2 separate regions of the Homo sapiens genome follow, and region 2 is linked to region 1. Evidence: chromatin contacts called from ENCODE Hi-C or POLR2A ChIA-PET data. All regions are on one chromosome and are shown on one strand. The core of a region is the stretch at or near the end of the contact, and the rest is flanking DNA. Distances in the headings are between cores, read along the strand shown. Region 1 has its middle 260 kb from the start of AGAP1. Region 2 holds the start of AGAP1-IT1 (AGAP1 intronic transcript 1).

Region 1 (2,700 bases), core at 102-2,601:
ACAGGCCAGGCTTAGCTGATTCCATTTCTGCAAAGAATTTTCCACAGCAAGAATTACAAAACTAATCATTCCCTTTTCCCTGTGGCACAAAAGTGCAGATATCTAACGTTTATAAATGATCATTAAGAAAGAAAAATGGGCTGTCGGATGGCACTTCCCCTGGCGTAAACAAGAAAACAAACAAAACCAGATCTTGTGAGTGAAGCAAAGTTTCAATTACACACAACTAAACATACAGCACTCAGTTTTCTAAAATTATCTGATTGCAGGTCTGTAGCAGAGACCTGAAGCTGAGCCTGGTGGGAGGACTAACCTTTCTCCGTGAGGGTTCATAGGAGGCAAAGATGAGAGGAAGGAAGAAACTTAAAGAAAGAATGGGAGGAGGAGACAGAAGACTAGGGTAGGAGAAAGGGAACCCAGGAAACAACAGAGGAACAAACAGAGGGGGAGAAACAGAAGCTCCCACAACACCGGAGCCCTGGAACCCTCCTCGGAACCTCGAAGGCAAAGCCTGCTTTCATTTCATCTCTTTTCTTCTCTGTTTCTCTCTTTTTCTCTTTCTTTTTCTCTCCGTTCTTTCCTTCCTTCCTTTCTATTTTTTCCTTCTTCAGAGTCTCAAGCAAGAGTTGGTAATTCTTTATCCGAGGGAATTATGATAAGGTTTAGAGCGCTGGGAATGTGCGATGTTTCAGAAGTACAAAGAATTTATTATCTATTCTCCAAACAAAGCAATAATTAGATCACTCCTGATAACTAATATCATGTTTTCAGAAGCCCTGAGTAGATGATAAGCTAATATTTGTACAGTTGACCTTAAAAGTGTGGCAGCTAAGAGGCTCTTGGAGAGATGCCCAGAAAGGCACTAATTAGTAAAGGATTTAGCAATGCGATGTGGAAAGGAACTTTCAGAATTCTTTTAAAAATGTTTTCAGTTTTGTAAATCACTATGCTAGAGTAACTGTAGAATTATTCTTTGACAGTATAATTACATTTTAATTGTATAGCAATTATGTGCTCAGTAGTAATCAAGGGGAAATTCAGTAGCCAATCGGCTTTTACCACTGTGAAATGTACAGACTTTGTGGTTCACAGGGTAGAAGACTTCTGTTTTCCCTTGGCCATCTGAATCTTTAGCTGTACTTGAGCATTGACAAACATGGTGGGGACTCTCTCAAAGGCGTGAGAACGCTCAAATACCCCCAAAGAACCGGCCACTGTCTATTAAAAACCTATGAAATGTTCTGCTGACAATTATAGGAAAATATTCTTCCTTATGCAATCAGCTCCCATGGGACAATCAAGTATACAGAGAAAGAAAGAAAGCATTTTGTAGGGGGCTGGGGTGGGTGCGGGAGCCTCAGCCAAGATTCTTCTTGGATGGTCCCACTTAGAACTGTTCCTCCTTTCTTTCTGCTCTAAATGTTAAGTAATTCAGACTAGAAACCACAATCTGGCACTAATGAGCAATAAAATGGTCCTTAATCCCAAAGATCTGTGTATTTTCTTCCTCCTATTTTTTACATTTTGTGACTTATGGATCTGCTGTCTGGGCTGTGAGGACTGTAAAAACTATTATACCATCCTTTTTCACTGTAAAGTGTTTTTCAAAACACTGTCTAAAATATTAAGTGTTTTATCTCTGTTGTCATTGTTAACCCCCGCAGCACTACTCATTGTGTCTAATGTGGTAGTTGTGGTATATGGACAAATTGGAAGCTATTTAGAAAACTAGAATCTCTTTTAAAAATTGATCTGGATAGGTATGATGATAAATCAAATACTAACTGATCTATATTCTTAAGGGGAAGGCAAGCAAGTCATTTATGGACTTAAGGGCAGGACCAAGCTAAACTCAAAGAGATGCCGGGGAAGGGGAAGGAATTAGCTGATAGGGGTCTAGGTGAACTTGACCACCGGGGTGATTTCAGCAGGCCTGGAGGAGGGACCATCCCACTGTCGTGGAAAATGTTTAACAAGCCAGCTGTGGGGGAGAGGAGGTGCAGTGGTTGCCAATTTCTGCGGTGTAAATGCTCTTGACGTGGCCATTTCAAAACTATTAACATGGCATCACTGAATGCTCAATAGGAGAGAGATGCACCCAATTCGCTTTCACAATTCTCTCTCTCTCATTTCTGAATTGAGAGTACAGGGAGACTCTGTATCCCCCTACATATTTTAGAGCACTCTGATATCGGAGGCACAGCCCAGCAGGTTCTACAGGGTGCAGGCAGCCGGGCTGGGGGCTGCATCTCCTGCGTGTGCTGACTGTGGCGGTGGCACTGGCGTTGCCTGGCCTCCCTTTTCTACACTGAACTCTTTTTATCAACTCTGCTCAAATCAGCCAGAGCGGGTGGTGGGGCTGCCCTGATCTGGAGCAGGAGAGCGGTTTTCAGGTTTCCACAGCCAGCTTCTCGCCACACAAGGCAGTGTGGGGTGGCTGCTGTGGCAACAGCAAAGTCAGGAGAGAAAGTATGCCCTGTTCCCTCCTTAGTGGAACTCGGTCTGGATGTCACCATGAGATGACAATGTTGTCACTGCCGGGCCCGCCTCAGATCTAGCCTCGGATCCAGTCTCGCCCTCCACATCCTGACTGAGCGGTCCTTGCCTCTCTGGGCCTCTTTCCTTATGTCTCCAGTGTGGTACTAACTGGTGCAGGATGGTTGTGGAGAGGCAGGTCTGCCGAGGGTACTTCTCATGCGG
Region 2 (2,700 bases), core at 95-2,594, 270 kb after region 1:
GCCTGTTTCGGGGGCTGTCAGTGTTTGAGTGGCTGCCTGTTTCGGGGGCTGTCAGTGTGTGAGTGGTTGCCTGTTTCGGGGGCTGTCAGTGTTTGAGTGGCTGCCTGTTTCGGGGGCTGTCAGTGTTTGAGTGGCTGCCTGTTTTGGGGCTGTCATGAATAGCACCACTGTGCAGATTCTCACTTGCCTTTTGGTGCCCATATGGCCTCATTTCTGTCGGGTGTGTGCTGGGCTGTGTCTTTCTCTCTGTGGGTTGGACGTAGCTGCTCGTGAAGCCGCTCCTGCAGCCCAGCAGCCCCTATCTGGGAAACCTTTCAGTGCTTTCAAGGTTCATTTTATGACACTCAGGATGGCCGTTTGTCTCCTTTTGCTGATTTTCATTCTTTCAGTTGTTTGTTCATAAACAAATGTTTGCATGGCTAATGCATTTCCAGCACTTAGAGATTAGGTTTTTAAACTTTTGGATTGTCTGCAGGCTATTAATTCCTTGTTAGTTGAATAATGACGGCTGTGTGCATGGAGCTGTGTGAGCGAAATCCCTCACCAGGAAGAGGGCGCAGTTCCTCTGGGACTGGAACAGGGGCCCCTTTGGCTCTCCTTGGCTCCTGGCAGAAGTCAGTTGTCAACTGGGGGACTCTTTCTGGCTGAGCCCCAAGCAGCCTCAATCCATCCCTGTGCTGGGTTTTAGATAACCCACTGGATCTGTGTTGGTCTTTGAAAGGGAATTCACTCTGTATGTTTGGCCTAAACTGTGTTATGGCCTTCATAGTTACGTATTAGCATTATTCAGTTTTTGTTGTTTGTAGCAATTATGCTGAAGACACAAAAGAAGAAAAAAAGCTAAGTGTTGCCAACTCAAGGAGTAATTTTCTTTGTTCCAGCGCTGTGTCCTGGGAGCTGCCCATCCCCCTCCACAAAGGCCAGTGCTAAACAAGGCCAGAGCCAGGAAGGACACGCGGGGCCATGGATTGAGTGAGGGCAGTGTGTGCGTGTGTGGATTTCTCTGGTGGCTTTGCAATGGCAAATATTTATTTTGAGGGATGGTGGTGGGAGGACCAAGTTTATACTCACTTTGTTTAGTAGGGGAAGTGGCTAATGTGAGAATCAATAGACAAGATTTTATCAAGCCTCTGCACTGGGCAGAGCGCAGTTTTTGAAGCTGGGAGAACAGGCAGATGTGTGGGACACTCAGGGCCCTTCAGATCTCCCCCAGGAGCCACTGATACAGGTAGAGATCGCAGCCACACAAGGCTGTGTGGGAGGGGCCTGGGAGATGGGGCGGAGTCCAGGGAGAGATCCTGGAAGCCAGGTAGCAGTCAGGAGGGCTTTCCAGGCTAGTGGGTACTAGGATTGGAGCATCCAGAACAGAGTCACTTCAGCCTGGGAAGAGCGGGGTAGGCGGCCGAATGATAAGTGATCCTTGACAGCCCCCGAGAGCAGGCTGGGAGACCTTTTGTTGGACGGTCTACTACTGATTATGGATCCTGCTTGGAGAGGGGAGTGCTTTTTTTAAAATTCTTTTCTTTTTTTTTTTTTTTTTTTAAGACGGAATCTTGCTCTGTCGCCCAGGCTGGAGTGCAGTGGTGTGATCTCAGCTCACTGCAGCCTTTGCCTCCCAGGTTCAAGTGATTCGCCTGCCTCAGCCTCCTGAGTAGCGGGGACTACAGGCATGCACCACCACACCCAACTAATTTTTATGTTTTTAGTAGAGATAGGGTTTCACCACGTTGGCCAGGCCGGTCTCAAACTCCTGACCTCAGGTGATCTACCCGCCTTGGCCTCCCAAAGTGCTGGGATTACAGGCATGAGCCACTGTGCCCGGCCCTGTTTTATTTATTTATTTATTTAGCTCGGGTTTCAATATTTTAAAAAATTTGAAGCCAGGTGCGGTGGCTAATGCTTGTAATCTCAGCGCTTCGGGAGGCCGAAGTGGGAGGATTGCTTGAGGCCAGGAGTTTGAGACCAGCCTAGGCACAGTGGCAAGTGCCTTTAGTCCTAGCTACTTGAGTGGCTGAGGCAGGAGGATCACTTGAGCCAAGGAGTTGCAGGCTGCAGTGAGCTATGATTGCATCACTGCGCTCCACCCTGGGTGCCAGAGTGAGATCTTGTCTCAAAAAAAAAAAAAATTGAACTGTGATGACTATGATATTGTCTTTTGGGGGGTTTTCTGGACATAAAATTCAGAATTTTACATAGAAACTTGAATTTATTTGTCCAAGAGTTTCTTGTTTTGAAAATAGGATGCCACTGGGAACATTCTTGGTTAGGAGCCACCGGAAGCCGGGTCTGTATGGGCAGGGCCAGTGAGATGCAAAGCCACACACGAAAGCTAAGCACACACTCTTGTTTTCCTCACTCACATCCATGTTCATCCTCTTTCCTGTGCTGACGGTTTGCAAAGCTGGGAGAGAATGAGGGCGGGGCCTCGGGAAGTGAATGGCAGAGCAGGTGGCATAGACACCTCAGCCGTCTGCCCACAGGGTATGGGCAAGGTTTGTTTTGGTGACTTTTTCTTCCAGTCTTGTGTACATTATCGTCTCTCACAGGACTTGAGCTTGGAGGGAGCTGGAGTGGCCGCTTGCTGAGTCTTTCTCCCTGGAGCTCGTGGGCAGCTGGTTACCTCGCGCTGGGGCGACCCTGACTTAGGACCTCCTGCCGTTTCTCTGGGTGACTGCTCTGTAGTCGTGAGTCGTCTCTTTA

What was found. A loop is a pair of places that touch in the nucleus more often than their neighbours do. ChIA-PET counts read pairs that join two places held with the same protein, here RNA polymerase II (POLR2A). Pooled maps may share reads with other maps.
Region 2: a loop to region 1 is called in a pooled map of left cardiac atrium, with 3 times the contacts of the local background. The contact joins the promoter of AGAP1-IT1 here to the enhancer-like site in region 1. A Hi-C loop is called at or near these places in 1 of 168 maps with a recorded cell type or tissue (endothelial cell of umbilical vein) and 1 of 50 pooled maps. POLR2A ChIA-PET finds 5 or more read pairs at or near these places in 1 of 52 experiments (WTC11).

Annotation. Positions count from the first base shown.
Region 1 is chr2:235,230,170-235,232,869 of GRCh38, forward strand. No RefSeq gene overlaps it. Among named protein-coding and RNA genes, the nearest start is that of AGAP1, 260 kb to the right of the region's middle. Within about 2 kb of position 1,352, at least 2 of the 41 ENCODE cell types and tissues checked have a DNase peak (open chromatin) inside an H3K27ac peak, as active enhancers do.
Region 2 is chr2:235,504,407-235,507,106 of GRCh38, forward strand. AGAP1-IT1 (AGAP1 intronic transcript 1) reads left to right here and starts at 1,345. Exons shown (of 2, transcript NR_131900.1): 1 at 1,345-1,394; 2 at 2,547-2,700. All of the region lies in intron 1 of AGAP1 (ArfGAP with GTPase domain, ankyrin repeat and PH domain 1), which reads left to right. RefSeq lists an enhancer at 637-1,143.